2 separate regions of the Homo sapiens genome follow, and region 2 is linked to region 1. Evidence: read pairs that join two places in POLR2A ChIA-PET (ENCODE). Cell type or tissue: GM12878. All regions are shown on one strand. Links, peaks and the distances in the headings refer to the core of each region. The heading gives the core; the rest is flanking DNA.

Region 1 (12,827 bases), core at 4,316-12,315:
ACACCACATTAGAATTTGGTCTGGAAATCAAACTTTAGAAACAAGATATCGTAAGCCATTTTATACTATCGACCTAAATTCCATTCTAACGGTTCCTTTACAAAGTTGCATAAAGCCCCCTTATATGCTAGTTGTAGGAAATATAGTTATTAAACCAGCCTCCCAAACTATAACCTGTGAAAATTGTAGATTGTTTACTTGCATTGATTCAACTTTTAATTGGCAGCACCGTATTCTGCTGGTGAGAGCAAGAGAAGGCATGTGGATCCCTGTGTCCACGGACCGACCGTGGGAGGCCTCGCCATCCATCCATATTTTGACTGAAATATTAAAAGGCATTTTAAATAGATCCAAAAGATTCATTTTTACTTTAATTGCAGTGATTATGGGATTAATTGCAGTCACAGCTACGGCTGCTGTGGCAGGAGTTGCATTGCACTCTTCTGTTCAGTCAGTAAACTTTGTTAATTATTGGCAAAAGAATTCTACAAGATTGTGGAATTCACAATCTAGTATTGATCAAAAATTGGCAAGTCAAATTAATGATCTTAGACAAACTGTCATTTGGATGGGAGACAGGCTCATGACCTTAGAACATCATTTCCAGTTACAGTGTGACTGGAATACGTCAGATTTTTGTATTACACCCCAAATTTATAATGAGTCTGAGCATCACTGGGACATGGTTAGACGCCATCTACAGGGAAGAGAAGATAATCTCACTTTAGACATTTCCAAATTAAAAGAACAAATTTTCGAAGCATCAAAAGCCCATTTAAATTTGGTGCCAGGAACTGAGGCAATTGCAGGAGTTGCTGATGGCCTCGCAAATCTTAACCCTGTCACTTGGATTAAGACCATCAGAAGTACTATGATTATAAATCTCATATTAATCATTGTGTGCCTGTTTTGTCTGTTGTTAGTCTGCAGGTGTACCCAACAGCTCCGAAGAGACAGTGACATCGAGAACGGGCCATGATGACGATGGCGGTTTTGTCGAAAAGAAAAGGGGGAAATGTGGGGAAAAGCAAGAGAGATGAGATTGTTACTGTGTCTGTATAGAAAGAAGTAGACATAGGAGACTCCATTTTGTTCTGTACTAAGAAAAATTCTTCTGCCTTGAGATGCTGTTAATCTATGACCTTACCCCCAACCCCGTGCTCTCTGAAACATGTGCTGTGTCAAACTCAGGGTTAAATGGATTAAGGGCGGTGCAAGATGTGCTTTGTTAAACAGATGCTTGAAGGCAGCATGCTCATTAAGAGTCATCACCACTCCCTAATCTCAAGTACCCAGGGACACAAACACTGCGAAAGACCGCAGGGACCTCTGCCTAGGAAAGCTAGGTATTGTCCAAGGTTTCTCCCCATGTGATAGTCTGAAATATGGCCTCGTGGGAAGGGAAAGACCTGACCATCCCCCAGACCAACACCCGTAAAGGGTCTGTGCTGAGGAGGATTAGTATAAGAGGAAAGCATGCCTCTTGCAGTTGAGAGAAGAGGAAGACATCTGTCTCCTGCCCATCCCTGGGCAATGGAATGTCTCAGTATAAAACCCGATTGAACATTCCATCTACTGAGATAGGGAAAAACTGCCTTAGGGCTGGAGGTGGGACATGTGGGCAGCAATACTGCTTTGTAAAGCATTGAGATGTTTATGTGTATGCATATCTAAAAGCACAGCACTTGATCCTTTACCTTGTCTATGATGCAAAGACCTTTGTTCACGTGTTTGTCTGCTCACCCTCTCCCCACTATTGTCTTGTGACCCTGACACATCCCCCTCTCGGAGAAACACCCACGAATGATCAATAAATACTAAGGGAACTCAGAGGCTGGCGGGATCCTCCATATGCTGAACGTTGGTTCCCCGGGCCCCCTTATTTCTTTCTCTATACTTTGTCTCTGTGTCTTTTTCTTTTCCAAGTCTCTCGTTCCACCTTATGAGAAACACCCACAGGTGTGGAGGGGCAACCCACCCCTTCATGAGACAATATTTAAAGGTTTGGGGAAATCCTGTAAGGCAGTAATCACAGCAATTAACTCCGCCTTTTGAGCAGAAGTATAAGAGGTAGAAATAAGTTTGTCTGTAGGACTTACATAGCCAGCATTGCCATTACTGGAGCCATCAGTGAACACTGTAACGGCCTCAGGAATGGGTTGATTTTTGGTTAATCGAGGAACCACCTAAGAAGTCATTTTTATAAAATCAAATAATTTGTTTTTTGGATAATGATTGTCAATAACGCCAATAAAATCAGCCAAGTGAATTTGCCACAGTACAGAATGTTGAAAGGCAGCTTGAACTTTGAGCCAATTTAAAGGAACTACAATTATATTTGGATCAAATCCAGAAATTTGAAGTATTCTGCACCAAGCCTGTCTAATTAATATGGCTATTTGGTCTAGATAAACAGACAAAGTTTTTGAGACAGAATAAGGAAGAAAACATCACTCCACTAAATCATTATGTTGAACTATTAGTCCAGTAGGGGAGTGTAATGAAGCAAAAACTAGAAGCTGAAAAGGCTGAAATGGCTGTACTCTAGATAACTGGGCAGTCTGGATTCTTTCTTCTACAAATTCCAGTTCTATTAAAGCCTCAGAGGTCAAAATCCTGGCGCTGTGGAGATTGGAATCTCCCCGCAACATAGAAATCAAGTTAGACAGTGCATAGGTTGGAATGCCTAAAGTAGGTCTTAAATAATTAATGTTACCTAAAAGTTTGTGGAAGTCATCTAAAGTTTTTAAAGAATCTCTCCTAATTTGAACTTTTTGAGGTTGAATACATTGTTTATCGACCACCATTCCTAAATATTGAACAGGAGTGGTCTGATGAATTTTATCTTGAGCAATGTGTAATCCAGCCTCTATAACACAGCAGCTCAAAATTTGGTAACAGTCAATTCTTTATCAGTGGGGGCAGCAATTAAAATATCATCAATATAATGATGAATATAGGCCTCGGGAAATTGGGCTTGAACTGGTGAAAGCACTTGCCCAACATAAAGCTGGCAGATTGTAGGGCTATTTAGCATTCCTTGAGGAAGTACTTTCCATTGATAATGAACTGCAGGTTCCTGATTATTGATAGATGGTACAGTAAAAGCAAATTTTTCACAATCTGATTTATGTAAAGCAATATAAAAAAAAATCTTTAAGATCAATAACTATGAGAGGCTAATTTTTAGGTATTAAAGCCAGGTTGGACGGCCCCCATAGGTTTAATTACAGCATTAATGGCCCTTAAATCGGTTACCATCCGCCATTTGCCTGATTTCTTTTTTACTAGGAACACAGGAGAATTCTAAGGGGAAAGAGAATGTTCCACATATCCAAGTTGCAACTGCTCAGAAACCAATTGATTTAAAGCCTCCAGTTTTTCTTTAGAAAGCGGCCACTGCTGAACCTAAACGGGAGTTTTAGGTTTCCATTGTAAGGGAATGGGATCAGGAGGTATGGCAGTGGCTGCCACTAAAAAGAATAACCTAAACCAGCCCTGTTTTCTTTTATAGTGACTGGGAGGGGTTTGGTAATCCAGGAACAAACCTTATATTTTCCATCATATGCTGACTGGGAGCACTAGAAGAGTTATGTGGAATATTAATTTCAGCCCTCTATTTTGCCAGTAAATCTCTACCCCAAAGATTAATGTGAATTGGCATGATATAGGGCTGAATTGTACCTTTTTGACCATCAGGGCCAGTGCAAAGCAAGATAAATGTGCTCTGATAAATTTCCTCGGCCTTTCCAACACCTACTAGTCCTACCTTAGTGGGATGTTTAAGCCAAGAGGAAGGCCATAAACTAGAGGAAATAACAGAAACTTCGGCACCAGTATCTACTAGGCCCTCAAACTTTTTTCCTTGAATGTGTATGATGCAGGTGGGCCGTTGTTTAGAAATTACATTAATCCAGTAAGTGGCCTTTTCACCGCCGGAGCCTATCCCAGGGCCACATGTCTTATCGCCTTTGTTTAAAATGATATTAGGTAGTAAAAGCAGTTGAGCAACTGACTCACCAGACGCAATGGAAATAGGAAACTTGGCAGACACAATTAATTTAATCTCATCAACAGAATCAGAATTAATGAGACCAGTATGAATGGTGAATCCTTTAGCAGAGGTGGATGCTCTACCTAACACCAGGCCCACTGAACCTTGAGGTAAAGGGCCAGTGACCCCCGTGGGGACAATCAAAGGCAAAGAATCAGGAAGTAAATTTAGAGGAATAGTACTAAAGAGATCAACCACCCCGCCTCCTACTGTGGAGGAGGACAAGCATTGTACTGAGACAGAAGTAGAGGCTGGGACCTATTTGGTTTGGTTGTAGGTAGATTTGTTTGTGCTGGGGGTTGCACTGGGACTGCCTGAAGTGGAAACGCAATGTTGGTCTGAGTTTGAAGTGTCCTATTTGATGTCGGGTCCATCCCAGGCCCCGCTCCCTGTTTCCCTGGTGTTGTGGTAGGGGGTTTCCATCTACATTATACCTAGAGCGGCAAACATTTGCCCAATGTTTACCTTTGCGACAACGTGGGCAAACAGTAGGAGCAGCATTTGGCCATGTTTGTTGAACCGACTTGGCCGCTTGTAAGTTTTTAACAGTGCAACTTTTTTGAATATGACCAAGTTGGCCACAATTATAGCAGGCTCCAAGAGAAGAATTAATGGGACCAGTTTGGTTGGTGTCCTTCATGGCCGGTGCCCACAGAATAGCTTTGTGGGTATCTGATCCAATGCCTTCACAAGCTTTAATATATGCAGGCAACACCTCGTGATCAGGTAAATTTTGCGTTGGACAGAATGCATGGCCATTTTACATTCATGGTTTGCATTTTCAAAAGCTAACATATAAAGGAGAATGCCTTGAGTGCGCTCATCAGAGACAGATTTTTGAACAGCATCTTGTAATTTAGCCAAAAAATCTGGGTATAATTCAGAGTGACTTTGTTTAACTATGGTAAAAGGAACAGGAGCTTGGCCTGGAGCGTGTAATTTATCCCAAGCTCTCATACACACCTTTGTTACTTGTTCTGTGGTAAGGGCATCAAAGTTTAACTGGGCATAAGCATCAGAGAAACTATCGGAGCCTGTGAGCTGAGCCTGAGTAATTAGAATGCCATTACTGCTATTTAGCTGAGCCTGCAAATGGGCCTCTTCTGACCACCAGGTATGGAATACGGAATTGTAAATGCTGAGATGGGGTTAGAACAGCTTTTGCCAAAAGGTCCCAATCTAAGGGAAGTAAGTGACTTCAGTACGAAAAGTTTGTAAAACCATCTTAACATAAGGAGAAGTAGGACCATACTGAGTACAAGCATCCCTAAATTCTTTTAAAAAAGGTAAGATTGAACAGCGCATATCGATGCAGACCGGTTTAGGACCCGAAACGACAGGAGGGTGAGGGGCTGTAGTGGATGGGGGATGGCCTGGAGAATGATAGGTAAAGTGTAGTTTGGTCCTGGAGCCATTAGCTGATGCTGGAGGTTTGAAGAGAGAAGAATTAGCATATCTATGGTACATGCAGCAAAGATCCCTACCTTAACAGAGCTTGCATTAGAGTGGGGTGAAAAAACGTAAGCAATCAACACACTAACAGAACACACTGTATAGTATGTAAGGAGATGATAACTGCCATGACAGAGGAGAAAACCTAGAATAAGGTAAGGGGAGTCACAAGTACTGGTAGGGGCAAAAGGGTGAACTTCATTTATAAGGTGATAAGTAGGTCACATCTGAGTAAAGACTTGGAGGAGAGAGGTGGCCAAGAGGGTATCTGGGGTAGGAGGGACCCAGACAGAGGAAAGAGCCAGAGCAAAGGCCCTGGGGCAGGGATTTGCCTGCCATACATAAACAACAGCAAGGAGGTGGCGAGTGGGTAGTGTGGAGTGAACAAGGGGATTGGGTGTTGAGAGACACAGTCAGAGAGGGAGTGAGATTGGAGAGAGTAGATACATTTTAGCTTTATTAATAATGTCTTGTCCTGTAAAAAAAAAATGCTTTCCTGTAAAAGTGGCTCATGTCTTGTGTGTGCATTTACAATGTATTTAGAAGCAAGTTATTAGAAGGTAACAAAGTGGAGACTGTATAAACCATTGTTTCACAAAGTTTGGATCAGAGGCAGATTTCCCGTGAAAGTGATGAAGCTGAAGCTTCAGGGCTTCTTGGATGGCCCTGGAGGAGCCCTAGCAGTATTCATGTAATCCATTTTACAAAACATATCTTAAACATTAATTAGACCACAGCCTCTGTCTACTCTAACATCCCCTTCATCACATTTCTGTTTTTGTTGGGTGGCATCTCAGTTATGGGCATTTTGAGGTCTGGCCAAGGGGAAGTAGAAATGGGAAGTACTTAGTTGGGGTTAGCGGGATACATGTATGAGGGTTGCAAACTCTTGTGTGTGAAGTTCCCGCTACCCACTTCAGTGAAGAAATGGCATCCAGGAATATTCTTGCTGCCCTCTGCACTGACTCACTGGCAATGGCCATGGACATGTTGCAATCGGGCTGCAGGTGGGAAGCAGAGGAGAAAGCAGGTTGGAAGTGAACAACAGCCAGAGCTATTCAGTAGCAAAGTATTGTGGAAGCACGAAGGCATTTAATTAACTAAAATTATGCTGCTATTTTTTATGCTGTCATGTTCTTTGTAGTATTTGTATTTTTTTAACCTGAACTAATTCCCTGGGATTTCTTTTTTTTTATTCTAATTGAATTTATTTTTGTTCCTATTTGTATTTCCAGTTTTGTTCTTTTATTATTTTTCTTTTTCATGAGAATACTCCAAATTATATAAGCCTCAGGTCATTTTTAAAAACCTGGTTTGGTTAAGATAAGGAGAAAGAAAAGATGATAAGGACAAAGTACAAGATGAAGGGAGGTCCATTGGTCCTTTTTGTGGAGGGAGAACTTAGAATATGTATACAAAGGCTAAACAAGAGCTGTGGAATAAAAGCTAAAGGTAGAAGAAGAGGAAATATGTCCTATATCACTCTGGTGTCATATGCTGCCGCACAAAAACTCAGTTGTACTCTTCAACATGATATATACTAGCTGTTCACTTTCCACATATCCATCATTTCCAAAAACATTCTCAACCACTAAAAGATAAAAATGTCTGTGACCCCAGGGCTTTCAAGTTCCTGTTCATTCAGCCTTCCAACCATTCATCCATCTATTCAACAAATGTTTATTAAGCACTTACCCTGTCCTGGTTTGTACACGGAAATACCTAGGCATTCATTTCTACAGTGCTTCTGATTGGTCCAGCCCATGCCCTATAATCCCTCTGACAGAATAAGTTCAACCCTCATACATGTATCCCACTAACCCCAACTAAGTACTTCCCATTTCTACTTCCCCTTGGCCAGACCTCAAAATGCCCATAACTGAGATGCCACCCAACAAAAACAGAAATGTGATGAAGGGGATGTTAGAGAAGACAGAGGCTGTGGTCTAATTAATGTTTAAGATATGTTTTGTAAAATGGATTACATGAATACAGTCATCGCACAACCACAACATGCCTGGCGCTGTGCTAGACTCTGCTGTCAGCAAGGCAGATACAGTCTCTGGCCTCTTGGAGCATACAGCCTAGGAGGACATTCTTTCTAGGAGTTTAAAATCACTAGACATATTCCAGATTTGTTCTCCTTCTGTTAGTTGTTTCCACATGAATTAATAGAAGCGGTCATAATAGGCAGTCTAGATCAATGTTTTTCAGTCTTGACATTATTGACATTTTGGGCCACATAATTCTTTTTTGTAGGGGGCTGTTCTGTGCATTGTAAGATGTTTGCCAGCATTCCTGGTATCTGCCCACTAGGTGCCAGTAACACTTGTCCAGTTGTGACAGCCAAAAATGTATCCAGATATTGCCAAATGTCCCTTGAGGGACAAAATTCTCCCACATTCACCCTGGTTGAGAAGTACTGAGCTAGGTCATCTTTGGCAGACTCCCCAGGATGTCTCAGACTTACACTCAGGAAGATAGCACAATCCACTGTCTGATGACAGAGGCAGGTAGTAACACCAGACAGATCACTTATATATATATAATTTTTTTTATGGAGTTTCACTTTTGTCACCCAGGCTGGAGTGCAGTGGTGCAATCTCAGCTCACTGCAACCTCCACCCCCCAGGTTCAAGCAATTCTCCTGCCTCAGCCTCCCAAGTAGCTAGGATTACAGGCATGCACCACCACGCCGGGCTAATTTTTTGTATTTAGTAGATACGGGGTTTCACCATGTTGGTCAGGCTAGTCTCAAACTCCTGACCTCAGGTGATCCACCTGCTTCGGCCTCCCAAAGTGCTGGGATTACAGGTGTGAACCACCATGCTCAGCCAATTTCAGTATATTATGAGTGCTGATGACAGGTAAGCATACAGTATTGTATCTTTCTTCTCTCCCTCCTTAACCACCCATGTGTAACAATTCCAAAAAGGCTGTCCTGATGGTTGGCTGTAACTTCTTACCGAGAAATAAAGAAGTGATTAACTGCTGATAAAATCTTGATTTGCCTTCTTAACAATTCCACTTTTTAGGAAGTAGCTGAAGCAACCTTTTAAAAAACTACTATTTTGATTTAATTCTAACAGGAAGTATTTGGTGATATGTCTGGATGATTGGGATAAAGTAACAAAGTTGGATCTTATTCTTTTACTTTCTTAATGAACTCGCTTTCACTTTTAAAAAAAAGAAGAAGAAATAGAACCAGATCCTGTCTGTGCCCGCCCATGTTTCTAGTCTGTAGAAAAACAGAATTGTAACGGGAAAAAATTCAGATCAAAGGAAGTCATAATCCCAGGACCATAGAGTCTCCCCAGGAAAGGGAAAGGTTTTAAAGAGTAAGTTCCGGTTACTCCAATAAAACAAGACACATGGTTGGCTTCTTTGGTTTCCTCATATATTGAGAAAAATAAAAATAATAAAAACAAAACACATGGTTTCTAGTAAAACTCTTAAGGAAGAAAAGAAGATGAGTGTTAAGGATGTGGAGACAGAGTTACCTGAAGCTCTCTCATAAGATTAAATATTTAACAAGCCTGTACAACCCTTTTTAGGAAGTAATTTTGCAATAGCTACCAAGACCTCAGGTTTGTGTCTTGGTGAGAAGCTGAGCAGGCTACTATTTTTTGAGATGGGAACTATAATGAGTTCAGTGGGCAACACTGCAATGCAATCTGAAGGTGAGGAAGGAGAAACAATAAAAATAGACTCTTCTCTTCAGACGTTGCAATTTGAATGGGAAAAAGAATGGTAGGGCGGTATGTAAAGGGTCATGAAAAAGTAGAGAGTATTTTGTTTTTGTTATTCAAGTAGGGAAAGACCTAAGCTATGGTAGGCCAAGGAAAGGATTCAGTGGAGGGAAGACATGAAGAGAAGGGAGGTGATTGACGAGCCTGGGCTAGTGGGACTCAGAGCAGAGTTAGTGGCACAGGTCTTGACTGGGAGGAGGGACACTTCATCCTCTGAGGGAAAAGAGAAGGAGGAAAGACAGCTGGTGGTGGAGAAAAGTTACCAGTTTGAAGATAGTGGGCAGGAAGTTGAAGGGCTTCCTGCCTAATGGTCTCTAGTTTCGATTTCTTCTGCAAAGAAGGAGGCACATGCTTTGCTGAGAGGGCAGAGGACTGAGGTAAGGGGCCTTGAGGATAGGGTGAAAGTTTGAAATAGCCACTGTGGGAAATGGGAGAAAGAATTTATCAGGGCCAGTAAGAGCTACTCTGAGACCCCAGCTTGACTGAAACAATGACTCAAAATTTATTCCTTCCTTCTTTCCTTTGCTCCCTCCCTCCATCCACCCATCCCTCCATGCATACATGCGTACATGAACTTCCTCATGTATTCACTCATCGAATAACTATGCAGTAAGCAGTTACTATGTGCTTGGCTCTGTAAGGGTGCAATAGATAGATGTGGCTCCTTCCCTTGAGCTTCATTCCAGTGAATCAACAAAATTAATCAGATGATTTCGCTATTGGTGATAAGTGTTAGGAAAAGGAAAATACGGAATGCTTAGAGGGCATATAAAAGGGAGCACCTCACTTGAATTTGGGGGTTGAGAATGGCTTCTGTACGAGGAATTAGCCTAAGTGGGATGAAACCAGGGAAAGATGACGACTGGGGGTAGTGAATATTCCAACAAGAGGGAAAAAGAATCAAACGCCCAGAAACACAAAAATGAAATTCATTTGCGGAGTAGGAAGTAGCTCACTGGCTAGGACATAGACTAAGGAGGGTAGCAAGTGAGCTCATTATGAAATGTGAACTTTAGGCTCACAGCTTCTGCTTTCTCATTTCCCACAGTGGCCACTAAAGATTTTAAGCAGAAGAGTGATGCAAACAGAGAACCATTTTAGAAAATGTATACCGACAGCAGGGTAGAGAACAGGTTAGCTAGAGAGAATGCAGTAAATAGAGCAGTTAGGATAGTGGATCATTGTGGAAATTGGTGATAAGAGAAAATGGTGGCTTGATCTGAGATAGGTAGCATGGGGCTGGATGGAATTGGACATATTTGAGAGATATTTTTGAAAGTAGAATTAACAGGACTTACTCATTGGGCATGAGAAGCAAGGGAGAGAAAAGAAGCAAGGATGACTCCTAGAATTCTGGCCTGAGCAACTAGACAAGTGGAGATGTCATTTATAGAGGTGGGGAACAGTGGAGGAGCAGTAGGTTTGGGGGAAGAAGGATTGTAGTATTTTTTTTTAAGTCTGTAAATTTTTTGATGGTCCTCTCATCAAATGATGGACTTTGTGCCCCTTCACCTTGAAATTGAGTAGGCTCGGTGATGGCTTCAATGAATGGAATACACCGGAAGTGTGACCTGCAAAGCTAGCTTAGAAAAGACCATGCAGCATTTGCCTATTTCTCTTGGGACACCAACTCTGGGAGGCTTCTGCTGAGTGGCACTAGCCACCCAGCACTTTGAGCCTCCCTCTGTTCAGGCAGTAGCCCTGTGAGTGAAGAGCCTTGCATGACTCTAGGCCACACCATGATCTGATTGCAAGCACATGAAAAGCACATGAAAGTGAGACAGGATGAACAGTCTTCCCCCAAATCTGTGGGCAAAGTAAATCATTGTTATTATTTTAAGCCACGGTATTGTGGCAGCTTGTTAAATAGCAATACATAGCGGAAACAGAGATGATGACTTAAGTTTTAGACACGTGTCTGGAGAGTCTAGAGAAGATGTTTAAGAGACAGAAGTTCTGATCTTGGGCTCAGGAGACTGCTTGGGGCTTAAGAATTTACTGATGCTCTTCCCAGGTTTTCATCTGTATCGGATTCCGCATGTGTCACAATTGCAAAGCAATTGCACATTTTTTATTTTATTTGATCTTAATAGCAACCCCTTGAAGAAATGAGGAACAGATTATTATACCCATTATGGAGCTGAGGAAGCTGAGGCTCAGGAAGCTTTAATGACTTGTTGAAAATTCCACAGCATGGAACCCAGATAGAACTAGGTCATCTCATTTCTAGTACAATACTCTGTCTACTTCATCCTGCTAAGTGTTGTGGACAGATGGGGAATTGGGTAGTTGTGGAGCATGCCCTAAATCATTGCCTTGAAACCAAAGAACTGAGAAACCCAAGTCTGAGGAGAGAAGGAAGAAGAGAGCTAAGAGTGCTTCTCAAAGTTTTCCACAGAAGCATCCCTTACGGCAGAGGAGAGAACTACTTGCACTTCTCAGGAAGATATGGATGTGTAGTCCAAAAGGAAGTTTTTTGAAGTTGTTCATTCATTTGTGTAACAATTATTTATTGAGCACATGCCACACTCCAGGCCTGTGCTAAGTTCAGCAGCACAACACTGCACATGGTTTCTGTCCTCAAAAAGTTCAAGGAAACAGATGATCCACCAAGCAATTCACAAACCATAATCTGGAGCCTGAGGTTCCCATCTAACCATGCCTTCAGAACACAGTCACAGGCAGACAGTCCAAGAAGAAGTCACATAAAAACAGAAGCCTAAAAGAGAGGCAGGGAGAGGGCAGGAGGGAGAGAAATCTAGGTGGAAAGAAGGCATGTACATAAGCCCAGAGGTAAGAGAAAACGCCTCTTTTAAGGCAAACAGTAAAATTAAGAGATTTAGACACATTGACCTTCACCAAGATTCCCTCGCCTTAGTCTAGGAAAGGTATAATCATAATAGAATGGTTTGGAAGTTAGACCTGTGTGCCCTTAGGAGAATTTCTTAATCTCTCTGCAAGACAGTATTCTCATCTGAAAAATGTAGATAATAATAGCCACCTCACTATTTTCTAATGAAAGTTAAATGAAAAAGTATGCAAAAGGCCTAGCACAATGTCTGACACACAGTAAGTGCTTAATTTGTATTTTACTAACCCAGGTTATAGCCCGGGTGTTATAACCCAGGTTTACTAACCTCATCAAAACCAATATTATCCATTCAAAGGATAACATAATCAGGTGTGGTCTGATTGTTTCAAAGAAGAATAAATGACCAAGATGAAGCCTAGAAAAGAAGTCAGAGAAAGGTCAACTGTCAGGATGTTTTCAGTATGCCTAGAGAAAGTCCTAAAATATTCCAATTCTCATTGGCAACCCTGCTTTTCCCAATAGTTAGATGAATACTTCACATCAGCCCCCAATCCCAAGGTCATACCAATGTCCTATGCATTGAGTCAGGCCCACAGAACCTATATAGCCGTAGACTCACACAGTCATGAACCAAAGGACTCTACCTGAGAGGTAGAATATGTGAGAGACCGATCCTCCACACATTCTACCTCATCTCCCCAAAAGTTACAAACTATCATCATTTTATGCCACAGTGTGACTACCACATGTTTGTTGATTT
Region 2 (15,832 bases), core at 4,164-12,163, 62 kb after region 1:
CACTGTTGTGTCTCCTAGTGGAAGCATTCCTCCCTCTGTAGCTAAGACATTGAGGCCAGCAAAACACAAAGTTGCAAGAACAGGAAGCAAAATTTTTGCTAGTGGGTCACTAGGGGGTAATAGTGGGTGGTGCCACTCCTGTTGCCATCTCCTAGATTCCACAACCCATGAATACTGGCTATTGGAAGAAAGAGCACTATATGTTGAACACTGATTCCAAGCATAGACACAACCTTCTGGAGAACCTTGCCCTAGTCCCTCAAGGTATGTGATGGTCTAAAGGTTGGTATCCCAGCGAAATTCATATTTGGGACCTATTGCCCAATATGATAGTATTAAGTGGTAGAACCTTTAGGAAGTGATTAGGTCACCAGGGATCTAGCCTCATGAATGGGATTAGTGCCTGTAGGAAAGAGGCTTGAGAAGGCCAGTTGGTCCCTTTCACCATGTGAGAACACAGCAACAAGGGGCCATCTATGAAGCAGAGAGCCCTCATCAGACACTGAATCTATTGGTATATTGATCTTGGACTTCCCAGCCTCCAAAACTGTGAGCAATAAATTTCTGTTGTTAATAAATTACTCAGTCTAAGACATTATGTTATAGCATTAAGAACAAATGAAAACAATATTGCCACCTAGCTCATGCTGTAACTGAGTCTTCCAAAGCCCATTCCACTGTTCTATTAGGCCAACTGCTTCAGAATGATGATAAGCATGGCAAGACTAGAGAATTCTAGGAACATGGGCCCATTGCCACAATCTTTTGCTGTGTAATGAGTTCTTTGATCAGCAGCAATACTGTGTGGAATATTATAATGGTGGATAAGACATTCTGTAAGTTCACAGATGGTAGTTTTGGCAGAAGCATTGCATGCAAGGAAGGCAAATCCATATCTAGATTAAGTGTCTATTACAGTAAGGACAAAACACTGCCCCATGATGGAAGAGGTCCAATGTATTCAACCTGCCACAGGGTAACTGACTTATCAACTTGGAGCATGGTGCCATATTGGGGTCCTAGTGTTGGTCTGTGCTACTGACAGAGAACACAGCCAGTGGCCATTGCCAGGTAAGCTTTGGTAAGTGGGAGCTCATGTTGCTGAGCTCATGAAAAACCCCATCCCCGCCACCATGGCCACTTTTTTTATGAGCCCGTTGGGGTGGCTGGGGAAAGAGGCTGACTGGTATCCATAAAATGAGTCATCCTATCCACTTGATTATTGTAATCATCCTCTGCTGAGGTCACCCTTTGGTAAGTACTCACATTGGACACAAATATCGTCACTCCTTTTGCACATTCAGAGAGATCTATCTAGATACCTATTCCCCAAATTTCTTTGTCACCAACTTTCCAGTCATGACCCTTCCAAGTTCCTGCCCACTCCGCCAAAGTGTTGGCTACTGTCCATGAATCAGTATATAATTATATATCTGGCCATATCTTCTTCCAAGCAAAGTACACAACCAGGTGCACTGTTCAAGTCTGGCACACTTGGGAGGATCTTCCTTTACCACTGTCCTTCAGGGATATCCCAGAAAAAGGCTGCAGTGCTACAGCTGTCCACTTTCAGATGGTGCTTGCATGTCATGCAGGACCATCTGTATTCCAGGTCTGAGTCTTCTCCAATCTTCTCTCCTCTGTAAATTAAGAATATGGAACTACCCATGAGACCATAGATTCAGACTGCAAGAGAGAAAGTAGTGTAGCAGGAATGGGGACCATGGGTATTTAGGCCACTTCTTTATGTAATTTACTTGTACCTTCAGGGGCTGCTTGGCCTCATTATGTATATAACTCTTCCATCTGATGATGGACTATTGCTGTGTATGCCAAAATTTATGGCTTAGGGGATCAGATAATACCCAGTTTAAGATGGGCAGCTCAGGATCATACGGTAATTTGGTCAAACATTCAGTCTCTACTAAGGCCCAGTAATAGGCCAAGTGCTCTTTCTCAAAAGGAGAGTAGTTATCTGCAGCTGACTCCAGGGCATTGCTCCAAAATCCTAAAGGCCTGTGCTATGATTCACCTACAGAGGCCTGACAAAGGCTCCAAACAATACCCCTGTCTGCTGCTGACACTTCAAGCACCATTGGATCTGCTGGAGCATGTGGCCTAAGTGGTAAAACAGCTTACACAGCAGCCTAGACCCATTGCAGAGCCTTCTCTTGTTCTGGGCCCCACCCAAAACTGGAAGCTTTTTTGATCACTAGGTAAATGGGCCAGAATGAGGAATATGTTGTCTCAAAAATCCGAAGTGGATCACTCGGCATTGTGCCACTTTCTTGGTTCCAGGAGGGTCCAGATATAACAAGTTATCTTTCACCTTAGAAGGGATAGCTCTGTCTGCCCCATATTGCTGAACCCCTAGAAATTTCACTGAGGTAGAAGACCCCTGAATTTTAGTCAGATTTATCTCCCACCCTCTGACATGCAGAGGTCTTACCAATAAGTCTAGACTAGATACCACTTCTCACTCACTAGGTCAAATCAGCATAATGTCATGAATGCAACTGACCAGTGTCATATCCTGTGGAAGGGAAAGGTGATCAAGATTCCCTTAAATATGATTATAACACAGGGCCACAGAGTTGATATTCCCCCAAGGTAGGATATTGAAGGTATACTGCTAGCCTTGTTAGCTAAAAGCCTACTGTTTCTGGTGGGTCTTATGGATAAGAATGAAGAAAAAGGCATTTGCCTTAAGAAAATAAAAAAAGGTATTTGTCAATTTAAAAACAAAAGCTACATACTAGATACCAAGGAGTATGTTAATTACTCAAACAGTAAAACCACATCTGGTATGGCAGCTGCAACTGGAGTGACCACCTAGTTAAACCTATGATTATCCACTGTCATTCTCCAAGATTCATCTGTTTTTTGCACAGGCCAAATAGGAGAGCAACGAGGATGTAGTGGGAATCACCACCACCCCTGCATATTCCAAGTCCTCAGTGATGGCACCTGTCTCTGCAATCCCTCCAGGGATGTGGTACTGCTTTTGATTTACTATTTTCCTAGGTACACCCATTTCTAATGGCTTCCACTTTGTCTTTCCCACCGTAACAGCCCTCACTCCGTAGGTCAGGGAACCAATGTGGGGACTCTGCCAGCTGCTCAGTGTGTCTATTCCACTTATGCATTCAGGAACTAGGAAAATAACAACAGAATAGGCTCAGGGACCCACTGGACCCACTGGGAAATGGATCTGAGCTAAAACACACTTGACCTCCATAAGCCCCTACTCTGATCGAAGGGCCACAGTGATGTTTTGGTCTTCTGAAATCAGTGTCAGTTCAGGGCCAGTGTCCAATAGTTCTCAAAAGATCTGACTATTTCCTTTTCCCCCATGCACTGTTACCATAGTTAAAGGCTATAGGTCCTTTTGGAGAAGGCTGGGAGAAAGATTAACAATATGAATACTCTGTTGTATACCAGGGTCCTTCCTCCAGAGAACTCGGTCTCCCCCTTATTCAAGAGGTTTTGGATCTGTAAACTGGCTCAAGTCTAGGAATTGATTCAGGGACTGTGACTGTTTTTATGAATTGAGTTAAACTTTTGTTCACTTGATCTAAATTTTTTTTTCTTATACAAATCAAGTAAGAATTTAGTAGGCTTCCTATCTGTTTTTCTTCTGGGAACACCATCATTACCTCATTAGTGCCACAGGTCTGCACAAGTCAGACTATTCTGATTGCTGCTTTGACTCTGCTGTCTATTATGGTAACTACTCCCATTTTGCCTTTGGCGGTTCAATACCACACTTGGCTCCTGCCACCTAAGGTCCAATTATTCCCATTGTGTTTAGGTTTTCCAGTTGAGTGGCTGTGGTTCCCACTGTAAGATGTAATCAAAGTGAAGAGTGATCGTGGAGCTCTCCAAGGATGCTGGGGCTCCCCTCATAAATTTATTTCTCATAATGTGTAAAAGTTACGTCTTCTGGATACTCCCAGTGTGGGTGAGTAAGTCTTAAATAATATATTCATTCTAACATTCGAATCTCTCAAAGTCTCTGATCCTTTTCTCTACACTAAACAAGGGAGGTCAGGCATTTCCATTTCTTACGGTGGGTAAATTTTGGTCCGTGATTTCAATCTACCAGACAACCTCTTGGGCCCTTTCAAACATCATGAGCTGCAACACTAAATGTAGAATCTCTGCTCAGTCAGCATATTAACTAATAAATAAAGTGAGACCCAACTTTATGTTCCTTCTACCATTACCCCACACCCTTATTATCCATTCCCACAGGTTTCCCAGATTTTTGTTTATATAAGTTAGAAAACTCATGTAGTTCTTTTGGAATATAGTGCACCTCCTCATGGGTCCCACTTTGTACCTCATCTTTAGGGGCCTCCTGGGACTTGAGTTTAGTTATAGGTCTCAAAGCAAAGAGGGGTGGGGAGAGTGGGTCCGGAATCAGTAGTGTTTTGCATGGTAATTGCCTTAGGGGAAGGCATTACTCTTTTCTTTGGCAATGTGGCACCTCAGAAGGAGGTGGAAAGACCAAGACCACTGTGGGTGGGGAGGCTACTTTCACTGGGGATGAAGGAGGACTTTTCCACTGGCAAAGAAGGTTCATAAGCATATAGGGGCTGAATATCCCCAGCTCTATCATGGTATTCCCAATGTCTCTTTCTCAGCTTACAGGATATCATTCTTTCCCAATGAATGCCATCGCTTTAACAGTAGACACCCTGCAAGTTTGGGAGTTCAACTTGTATTGTAATTCAGCCAATCACAGGATGAGGTTCTGCATTTGGTTTTCAGCCTCTCAGCTATAGGAGATAAGTCTCTTCTTCAGGGCACACTACAAGCTTTTAGGTCATTTATGCCATGCTCCAGTTGGGATATATATATATATATATATTTTTTTTTTTTTTTTTTTTTTGAGATGGAGTCTCGCTCTGTCACCCAGGCTGGAGTGCAGTGGTGCCATCTCAGCTCACTGCAACCTCTGCCTCCCAGGTTCAAGCAATTCTCTTGTCTCAGCCTCCCAAGTAGCTGGGACTACAGGTGCCCGCCACCACACCCAGCTAATTTTTGTATTTTTAGTAGAGACGGGCTTTCACCATGTTGGCCAGGCTGGTCTCGAACTCCTAACCTCAGGTGATCCATCCACCTCGGCCTCCCAAAGTGCTGGGATTACAGGGGTGAGCCACTGGGCCCAGCCTCCAGTGGGGAATTTAAATCCCCAAGCTCATCCCTTTCTTTCACCACTTTGTCCATTGATATTAGGAGAAACCAACCAATGTCATTGTGTTCTCTTATTTTCTAAAAATGTTTAAAAGTATCATATACAGAGTAAATGAGCTCCTTGCTTCATATAAGTGATTAGATATAAGTTGATTAGAAGTATTCAGTGCAGATATTTTTCCTATCTCTATATAAATAGTGTATGTCACAGACTATCACTGCTTTCCTTACTACTAGAAATAGTCATTAGTATCTTTAAATCTAATCAGATTGGAGAGCCAATTCCAGAGACTCCAGAGCCAATTCAGAATAACCATTCTTAAAATTGTTTCCTGTAGAACCACTCTCAGTACCAAACTCTATATTAGCCAGGGTTCTCCAGAGAAACAGAACCAATAGGATGGAGATATATGCATGTATAAAGATTTATTATAGGCATTGCCTCATACAGTTATGGAAGTCAAGGAGGTCCCATGATCTGCTGTCTACAAGCCAGAGAACCAGGATAGCCAGTCGTATAATTCCGTTTAAGCCTGAAGACCTTAGAATTAGGAGGCCAGTGGTATAAGCCTCAGTCTGAGTCCAAAAGTCCAAGAACCAGGATTGTCAATGTCTGAGGGGAGGAGAAGATGGATGTCTCAACTCAAGCAAAGAAACTAATTTCCTTCCATCCTTCACCTTTCTGTTTTTATTTTATTTTTTAATTTTTATTTTAGGTTCAGGGGTATATACGCAGATGTGTTATGTAGGTAAACTCGTGTCATGGGGATTTGTCAGGTAGATTATTTCATCTCCCGGATACTAAGCCTACTATTCAATCATTATTTTTTCTGCTCCTCTCCCTCTTCCCACCCTCCACCCTCAAGTAGGCCCCAGTGTCTGTTGTTCCCTTCTTTGTGTCCATGAGTTATCACTTAGCTTCCACTTATAAGTGAGAACATGCAGTATTTGGTTTTCTGTTCCTGTGTTAGTTTGCTAAGGATAATGGCCTCCAGCACCATCCATGTTCCCGCAGAAAACATGATCCCATTCTTTTTTATAGCTGCATAGTATTCCATGGTATGTATATATTTTTAATTGACAAATGATAATTGTACATATTCTTGGAGTACATAGTGATGTTTAGAGCCATATAATTTGTAGTGATAACATAAGGGTAATTAACATACTTGTCATCTCAAACATTTATCATTTCTTTGTGTTGGGAACATTCAATGTCCTCCTTCTAGTTATCTAAAACTGTACATTATTGTTAACTGTAGTCATCCTAGAGTGGTATAGAACACTATAACTTATTCCTCTTATTCCTCCTATCTAGCTATAATTTTGTAATCTTTAACAAGTCCTTCCTTATCCCTCCTCTCTGCGTTTTTGTTCTATTCAGGTCCTCGATAGATGTGTGATGCCTGCCCTCATTGGTGAGGGCAATCTTCTTTACTTCATCTACTGATTCCAATGCTGATGACCTCTGAAAACACCCAGCAACAATATTTTATCTGGTATCTGAGCATCCCTTAGCCCAGTCAAGTTGACACATAAAATTTACCATGACAAGGACCAAGAGTTGTTTTCCCTCTGCCAAGGTAGATCCTGTATAAGGCAGGGACAGCCGCATGGGATAGCTTCCAGAAGGGACAATCCTGGAGCTGAGTTAGTCTGGGAAGAAAGCAAACAAGATGAGGACAGGGAGAGATGAAGGTGAGGCCCAGAGGCTAACCACTAAGATCTCCACTTCAAAGATGGGCAGACAGCAAGGCAAGTGGTTGAGGCAGTTAAGAGGAGACATTGGTGTGGATCCTGGCTCTACTTTAGGGCTGAGGCTACCTAAAGTTTTTGCTTTTGCTCTTCCATGCATACCACCTCCATCCCAAACAAGGCAGAATAAAAAACCAGGGGTGAGCTGGCTTAGAGCACCAGGAAAACGAAAGGAAAGGATGTGTAATTAAAAAGGGGAAAAAGAAGAAAAAACCCATGCTACCCACAGTGGTTAGTCACTAATCTGCATTACTTTCACCACACTGAAAACTTGGAGAGGAGAGAGGAAGAGATACAGAGAGGGGAGGGGGGAGAGAGAGAGAGAGAGAGAGAGAGAGAGAGAGAAAGAGATAGAGAAAGAGAGAGAGAAAGAGAAAAGCAACTCTGGACGTCATGTATCTTCTCTTAGTCCTATGACCATGAGCAAAATGCTTAGTTTCTTGGAACCTCAGTTTTCTCTTCTATAAAATGTGAAAGATACTTTCTACCTCATAGGATTGTAGTGAGATTAAAGGTAAAGATAATCATACACGTAAAGTGTTCAGCAGAGTATAACATCACAGTCCTTCGACAGAAGTTACCTCATCATAAAGAGACTACTGGCTAATTATATAGATTCCATTCAGAACTGAGCCTCTAGAACTTTAAGTATAAAGAGTAACTGAAGACCTGAGAATAGCAGTTAATCATATCATTATAAAGTTGAGGCATATAATAAGAGGCAGCTGACCAGTGCTCACAGATCAAGCAAAGTAGCAAACACTCCCCTCTGTGTCATTCACTCATTCACGCCACCCTTACAGAAGGCTTGTCAGCTATAAGGCTCTGAGCTGTTCCTCCCCTCACTCCTCCGGTGCTCTTTCTAGCTCCTCCTCTTTGCTGTGTTCTCCATGTTCCCTCCCAGTCACTTGCATGCTGGGACCTGTGCATCTCCCCAGGAGCAGAAGCAAGCCTTGCTGAGTCAGGCTGCTAAACGGACTTTCTGGTTCTGGAGGTTCTGCAGGCCCAACTGTCCTGTGGGTACAACTCTGCCTGTCTCCTCCTGGTCAGTTAGGGACCTAGCACAATCCCTCTGATTGCTTGGCTCTGTGGAGAGCCTGTTCCCTGCTCCCATCTCACTTGGACCCAGTGAATTTCATTCATTTCCTGCTTTGCCTGGTCCCTGGATCTGTCTGATGCCTACTGGTCAAGCCCTGGTCTGACTTCCTACCCAGCCTCATACCCTCCAATCCAGGCAGCCTCCTCGCCACTATGACAACCGTAGGGTCTGGAAGGCCCCATGGGAATGTAAGCTTCATAAACGGAGGGAATTTTTGTCTGTTTCCTTCACTTTTCTCTTCCCAGACCTAAATCAGTCCCAAACATCTATTTAAAACTTACACAGAGAATTTTGGAGCTGGAAGAGACTCTAAGGATCATGTAGTCTAACTCCCTCATCTCAGAGAGAGAAAATGAAAGCAAGGTCACAATGCAGGCTGATGGTGACAGGATCCTCCAAGCCACACAGCAAGCCCTGGGTTAGCTCACTGCTGCCTCCTCTTGGCCCAGCTGGCAAACCATGCACATATTCAGCAATTTTACTAGTCTGTTTCTTGTTTTGTTGTCTGTTTTTCAATAAAATATAGAACCTTATGAAAATACCTGCACATTAAGCTTCATGAACACTGAGGAAAACACACAGTATTTCCTCTTCTTCTTCTTCTTCTTTTTTTTTTTTTTTTGAGATGGAGTCTCACTCTGTTGCCCAGGCAGGAGTGCAGTGGTGCAATCTTGGCTCACTGCAACCTTCATCTCCTAGGTTCAAGCAATTCTCCTCCCTTAGCCTCCTGAGTAGCTGAGGAGCTGGGATTACAGGTGTGCACCACTACACCCAGCTAAATTTTGTATTTTTAGTAGAAATGGGATTTCACCATGTTGGCCAGCTGGTCTCAAACTTCTGACCTCAGGGGATCCACCTGCCTCAGCCTCCCAAAGTGCTGGGATTACAGGCATGAGCCACCGCACCCGGCCTTACACACAGTATTTCTGTAGAGTAAAACTGTTGAATGGAATCTGCTTCTTAAAGTCTTCTAAGGGAAGAATATTGAGGTAACATAATCTGAATGAGAGTCTAAAAAGAATACAAGGAAAAGAATAGCTTAGAAGGCAAAATATAAGGCTGTATGAATAGAAAGGAAATAGATACCCCTGAATTTTGTGTCCATTTTTCAATTTCCTTATTGCTTCGAAATTTAAAATAAACATCAGCAGGGATGTGAACTCTCCCTAGCCAAACCCAGAACTGTGGGAAAGGCAAACAGCAATGGATAGGTTGCTTCTCTCACAGAGACTTTCATTCATTCATTCTGTTTTTGTTTTTGTTTTACATTCACTTACTCTGTAAGACAAAGTAGCAAACATAAGAGGCCATGTTTGCTCATTCAGCTGCCAGCAGAATTTCACAAAGCCCCTGACTCAGTGACTGAGGACAGCCCTTCGGAAGGATGCCCTGAAGATGATAAGAAGGATGGAGCCCAGGTTACCACATCTCTTACCTAAATCACTGCATTTTTAGAAAAGATAAATTCAATGATCCTGGCCTTTGTCTTTTTGCTGTACATAAGATAATGGTTGACAGGATTAATCATTATGCCTCTGTAATCTATAACTAGATGTACCCTTGCACCCAAACTTTGGTGAAATTTTGCTCTTACATAACTTTTGAGCACAGGCAGAATGACTGTCACCTTATGTATAAGCTGTAGGCTGAAACACTGCTTTGGAGCAGTCTAACAGAAACTCTCCGAAAGACTCTCCTGGGTTGCCAACCTCAGTAAGACTAAATAAAACTCACTTTAATTCTTTAAAAACTTGGCTTTTCTTTAGTTGACAAGTGTTTCAGCAAGTATTTAGTGAGCACCAACTATGTGCTATGGCCAAGAAGCAGGGATGGATAAAGCATGACCCCTAACTTCAAAGAGCTCACAACCGATGGAAAAACAAATGGGTCAAGAAGCAACTTGACACAGATTGAGCCAGATGGAGAAAGGTCAATGAGTCCCCTCGAGGAGAAAGAAAAGCAAGGTCATAACACAGAGACATGTGTAGTGACCGTGGGGCTTTAATGGCTGTACTTTGGGGTGTGGAGAGAGTGGGTAAAACTACAGAGATGCCAGATTGTAGCAATCTGTTTACTTTTCGGCTAAGAAAAATGAAGGGGGCTTTTCCAACAATTTGTTTTTGCATAGTCTGAACTGTCAACTTACTCTTTCATAGGGTGGTAATCGATCTGCTCCTAAGGGTCATTAGTCGTTTCCTCCTCTTTCAACCTGTTCTCACCTCCTCCTGTCACACAGCAAGGGCATCTGGCAGCACCAAGGCAGGAAGCCTTCAGATACATACAGTTCATACTTCACACCTAAAACAATTTCCAGTAGACACTCACTTCCCTGGCTTTTTGTGGGTAAGTGGCAGGATTTGAGCTCTTCTCTTCTAGTGCAATCTCAGAGCTTTCAGTATCTTGGGACCTTTTCCAGCAGGCATTAGCTTCTCTATCTTGGGACCCTTTCCAGCAGGCATTAGCTTCTCATTTTGCTACCCCGAAGTTAGGGGCCAGGAGATGAAGCATTCCACTCCTACAAAATGCTGGTGACTTGAAGAGCTCAAAAACAGGCATTGTACTAATTCTTCCTTCTCCTTCACATTCAGACGGCAGGCTGCCGCCCAAGAGTTAAGGGGTTCTGGTTCTCTTCAGACGCAAAGAGTGAATAGTGCTCTGTGGCAGAGGTTTGTATTTATACGTCTATGCCTTTAACAATGGTGCATTTGCTCTCAGGATCATGCTACCTGGAGTCCCTGAATGACAGTTGTCTGGAATAACAAGCAAGATCACTGACAGCCCCAGAACTGCTTCCCTAGCTATGAAATTTTGTTATATCTGTAAATAAGCATAAATATTAACTAGTCAGTAATGTTGAATTTTGTTGAATGTATAATTGGACCTAGATTTGGAGAAAAGATATTCAACTCTAATTTTGTTTCAACTAAAATTTGACTGATTAGTCTCTGCCTCTTTGTTTAAACCATTCACTCTTCCTGTAGAACCCCGTGGCCCATTAAAATCCTCCCATTTCCACCCAGTCAAGTTCCTAGACCTTTGAGTTCTCTTTTTGGTTATTGTTCTTCATCTCTTGGTGCATGTGCTTTCTAATATTTTAATTTTTTTCAAAATACTACATATATATAGTTATAAAATTCAACTAATAGCATAAGACATAATAAATTTTGAAAAAAAAAAAAGCAGCAGTCTTCTGCCACACTACACCCAGAACTGCTGTTCTGGCAACTGTTGTGCTGGCAACCACTGTCAATTATTTGTTTTTTCTCATGATACTTCCTTGATATTTAGAAATGATATATTTGTTCTGTCCTTTCTTGATTTTAGACATTAGTTATTGACTTCCTGCTATGGAGATAGGTATTTGGCTCTCTCATCCACTGTCCTCCACACTCTTTAGCCACTCAGCAACACAAAGGCCTTTCTGCCCATCCCGCCAGAGTATGTTGTAACATAGCTTTTTGCTAAACTGTATTTAACATTTATGACAATAAGTATTCACATTCGAGCCATGTAGAGTATTCAATTTCCTTCCTAACCATTCTTTGTTTTTCCTATAGTTGATAATGTCTTTCACTGGGTGCTCTGGTCCTGCTGCCTCTATTAATCCCCAGTACAACAGAGTTGAGAGGTGGGAATTTTAAGAGCCCTCATGAATTGGTTAATGCCATTATCTTGGGAGTGGGTTAGTTATTGGGGGAGTGAGTTCCTAATCGAAGGATGGGTCCAGCCCCCTCCCCTCTCTCTCTCTCACACACACAAACACACACACACACACACACACACACACTCACTTTCTGATCATGTTATGCCTTCCACCATGTTATGATGCAGCAAAAAGGTCCTCACCAGATGCAGCCCCTTGATCTTGGACTTCCCAGTCTCCAGAATCATGAGACAAATAAAATTCTACTGTTTATAAATTATCCGATCTGTGGGATTCTGCCATGGCAGCACAAAATAGACTAAGACATGTCCCTTTCTGGAACTGTGTTATCCAGGGGTTGGAGTTCCTGGGCTGATTCTTTAATGGCCTTATCTTTTCTCTTTTATTTTCATCTGTTTGTCTTTAGTTCTACTTTCTGAGAGAGTTTCTTCATTTGATTTTCCAACACTTCCATTGAATTTTAGAAGTTTTCTGCTTTTTATTTATGTATTTATTGTTACTAGGGCTCTTTCTTACTCTTGGACTTTTCAGTTTTTCTTAGGCTGGCACCCTGTTTCTGTTTTTAAGTGAAAATCTTTTTATATGTCTCTAAGAATATTGTTTGAGGGATTTTATTTAATTTTCTCCTGCTCCCTGTATTATCTCTTTTCTTCCAAGTTTCTTTTTTCCCCCTGATTCATTTGGTTTGGAGATTGTCTTTCATGTTAGAGGCCTTCCCCAAATATCTTGTGATCCTGTCTGCCCTCTTATATTTCCAAATAAGTCATTAACTACTTGATTGGAAGCTTTGTGTGTAATGGGTGATATTTGCCAATCCTCTCTGTGAATGAACTAGGAAATGAGCTGATCAACTGAGAGTAAGAAAAAGAAAGAGAAGCTCAAAGTTTCCCACCTAAATTTTGCTTTTGGTTCAGTTATTTGTATATGGTTCAAATTCTAGATTAACGTATCTAGCACTGCAGAGCAGCTTTCTGTCAAAACAAAACATAAATGTTTCTTTTATTTTAACTTTTTCTTTTGCTAACTGTTGAGCATTCTAGGAAACTTTTAGGATAAAGATTTAATTTGCTGCTTCTCTCCATCAAAAGCAGAAAGAGAAAACAGACAATGGTGTAGGCCCCAGATCCTTGTAAAACCTCCTAATAGTCTTCAAATCTTAAGAAAAAATATTCTCAACTCCAATTCATTCTTTCATTCATTCAGTAAATGTTGAAGTATCTATCATAAGCCAAACACTATTACCCTTTGGGTTTTTAGTTTTGAAAAAATATATATAGAAATAGTTCTTATCCTCATAGAGCTGAATATCTTGTGAGGGAAATAAACAATAAATAAGTAAACCAACAAATAAGTGTGCCAGGCATGGTGGTCTATGCCTGTAATCTCCGCACTTTGGGAGGCCAAGGTGAGAAGATCACTTGAGGCCAGGAGTTTGAGACCAGCCTGAGCAACAGAGTTAGATCCTGTCTCTATGCAAAATAAAAAGAAGAAAAGAAAATATTTGATGGCTTAAATGGAATTCCCCATTTAGAGATTACCTGGTGGTTTCCGACTGGTTAAGTCATTCTGAGTTGGTTTTCTGTTTGCTTGTGTAGAATCCCAGATTGCTAGGGCCGTCTCAGCCTAACAGACTCCAGATTATTTTTTTAAACATACATTGATTATGAATGAGAGGAAAGATCTACTTAAGTATAGTGGCCAAAGGCTGCTCCAAGGAGATGACATTCAAGCTGAAGCTGGGCTGAATCTAGTTATTTAAACATTAACAAAAACTTAATAATATATATGTGTGACAATAACAATGTTTTTATGTTCCATTCAATTTTTCTTAAATAAATAAGCTCCTTTTTCTTTCTGAACACTTAAAAACACACTTCAATAAAACATAAACAGATTATTTTAAACAGAAGACACATAGCAGTTTCCTGATAATTTTGAACTCAGTTTGTAAATGAAATAGGGTTTATGCCTTAATCAGTGTCAATGTCCTTCTCTCACACCAGGAAATGCTGGCCTCAGGCAGCACTCCACATGCGAACTTCTTTAACTCTGTGTCTCACAGGATGGCCGCCATCTCGTACTTCTCTTCTTGGTTTCTCCCCATGTCCAGGTGAAATCTATTCAATCCCCAAAACTCCCAGAATCAAAAAAGGAAGAAATTCTTTCCTCAGGGAGTGGGGTACAAAGGAGGCTGAATGAACAATGACCACAAGTTAGTAATTGGGAGAAAAGGAAGACAGGAAGACAGAGAAACAGGGAAAATGATTTTGAAGGAAGACAAGTCAGAGGCATGGCTGGGCTGGAGGCCCCTTCAGGTAGCCGAATGTGGGGGCGGAACTGAAATGTCCATCAGGCCCCGTAGAGAGAGGGAGACTGTGAACGTCTACAGCCAATTATCATGTCTGCATGTGTCCCACAACACCCAGCGCAGATGCTTTTTAAATACTTGTCAGACCCACATTTTTTGACACCTATTACTCGTTGTGTATTAGAGATGCAGAGAACAGTAAGAATGTGTTTTTCTCACAGTTCAGTGGAGAGCACAGACACAAAAAGCCCATAATAGAACACATTCAATGTTGTCTTTGTACAACAAAATACAGAACTCTCCCAAAGTCATTTCCCAGGGCTGACTGGAAGATGAAATGGCCAAAAAGCTAGTCAGGTGCAGGTTGTGATGATTGTAACAGTGATTTACATGAGGGGTAGAAATTTATCTGGACCTCTTCTTCATTGTATCTACAATGGTTAGAACAGCACAGGGTTCATAAAAGATACTCAGTAAATACCTGTGGCTTAAATGAATGAATAATTGTTTAAATACCTTAGATAGTGGGCAGACATCATAGGGCTTTTTTTTAGTTTTTAAAATATTTACTATTTTTGATTGACAAATCACAGCAGCATGCATTTACGGTGAACAATGTGATTTTTGATCATGTATACAATGTGGCATGATTAAATCAAATTAATTAACATATCTTCACTCACCTACCATTTTTTACGGTGAGACATTTGAAATGTACTCCCTCAGCTATTTTGAACTGTATAATACATTATTATTGACCATGGTCGCCTTCTGTGCAATAGATCTCAAAACCTATTCCTCCTGTCTGTCTGAAACTATTACCGTTTAATCAACACTTCCACATTCCCTCTCATGTCCTAAAGTTTTAAGCTAAAAAGTAACACAAGCATTTCTTAATTTAGAATTAGACCTCTGGCAGTGCAATCTGGAAGATGATTGGGAAGGAAAAGATTAAGGAAGGAAGGAGTGGTTAGGAGTTTGTGGAGTGGTCCAGGCAAGGAATAAAGGGAAAGGGTGAGCAATGGCAGGATGTGGTGGGGAAGAGGAGGGGCCCTAAATGACACTGGCATTTCTGCCTTTGGCAACAGAAAGAAAACAAGGGGAGTGGAGAAAGGCCTGAGGCACCAGTCTTGAGAAGGATCCTGATCCAAGGGAAGATGTCCCAGGAGAGAGCAGCCCAGGTGACAAAGGAGAGCAGGTTAATGTGTCAAGTGCTGGGAGAAGCCAAGGATAACAGAATTTAAAAGTGGCCAATGAATTTATCCATCAGGATGTAGCTGGAGGGGCAAATCAGCAGCAAGTGGGTGGAGAATGAATGATTGAAGATCTGGAGTCAGGAAAGACAGCTGTTTCAGAAGGCAACTGAGAAGAGGAGAGACAGGATATGTTTGAACTAACACAGTTTCCAGCCATGACCTATGACTAAGCCAAATGGGACCAGGGACACCATGAGAGGCCTCCCCTTGCCTGCCAGAAGAGCACAGCCTCAAGTGTCTCTCAGAGCACCTCTAGGCAAGGGGAGGTGGTAAGTCCTCTCTGAGAACACAGGCAAGGGGTTTCGAAGCTCTCCTCAGTGGGCTGTGCAGGGTTGAGTGTGGGTGAGGCAGCACTTTTCCTCAGGGAGTCCCAGGAATGAGCTGAATGCCTCGCTGAGTCTGCAGCAGGTCAGGCACAGAGGACCGAGGCCAACAGAGAAAAGGTGGACCGAAGCGGGCCCTGGGATGGTGGCTCCAGAGCCCTTGTCTCCTGCCACCCCAGAGACACTTCCTGCTGCCAACTAATCTGGCTCCTCCCTTTCTTCAATTGC

The links. Peaks named below come from ENCODE experiments on the same cell type or tissue, not always from the same donor. Only the 100,000 strongest peaks of a DNase experiment are listed, where the experiment ranks them.
Region 2: POLR2A ChIA-PET joins it to region 1 with 14 read pairs; 8 of 35 experiments call an interaction of 5 or more read pairs at or near these places.

The regions. Positions count from the first base shown.
Region 1 is chr1:160,698,032-160,710,858 of GRCh38, forward strand. All of the region lies in intron 1 of CD48 (CD48 molecule), which reads right to left. LOC124904439 (endogenous retrovirus group K member 18 Env polyprotein) reads left to right here. Exons shown (of 1, transcript XM_047438433.1): 1 at 1-7,327. The coding sequence ends at 979. Among named protein-coding and RNA genes, the nearest start is that of CD48, 7.4 kb to the right of the region's middle. RefSeq lists an enhancer at 10,694-10,763. In GM12878, for the core only: a CTCF peak has its summit at 7,814 (motif pointing right); a DNase peak (open chromatin) is centred at 10,984; H3K4me3 peaks cover 7,687 bases; H3K27ac peaks cover 5,974 bases.
Region 2 is chr1:160,760,025-160,775,856 of GRCh38, forward strand. It overlaps LOC105371470 (a long non-coding RNA gene), which reads right to left. Exons shown (of 3, transcript NR_188636.1): 3 at 12,686-15,832. Among named protein-coding and RNA genes, the nearest start is that of LY9, 28 kb to the right of the region's middle. RefSeq lists enhancers at 7,919-7,968, 7,999-8,448. In GM12878, for the core only: a CTCF peak has its summit at 8,486; DNase peaks (open chromatin) are centred at 7,786 and 8,437; H3K4me3 peaks cover 610 bases; H3K27ac peaks cover 2,295 bases.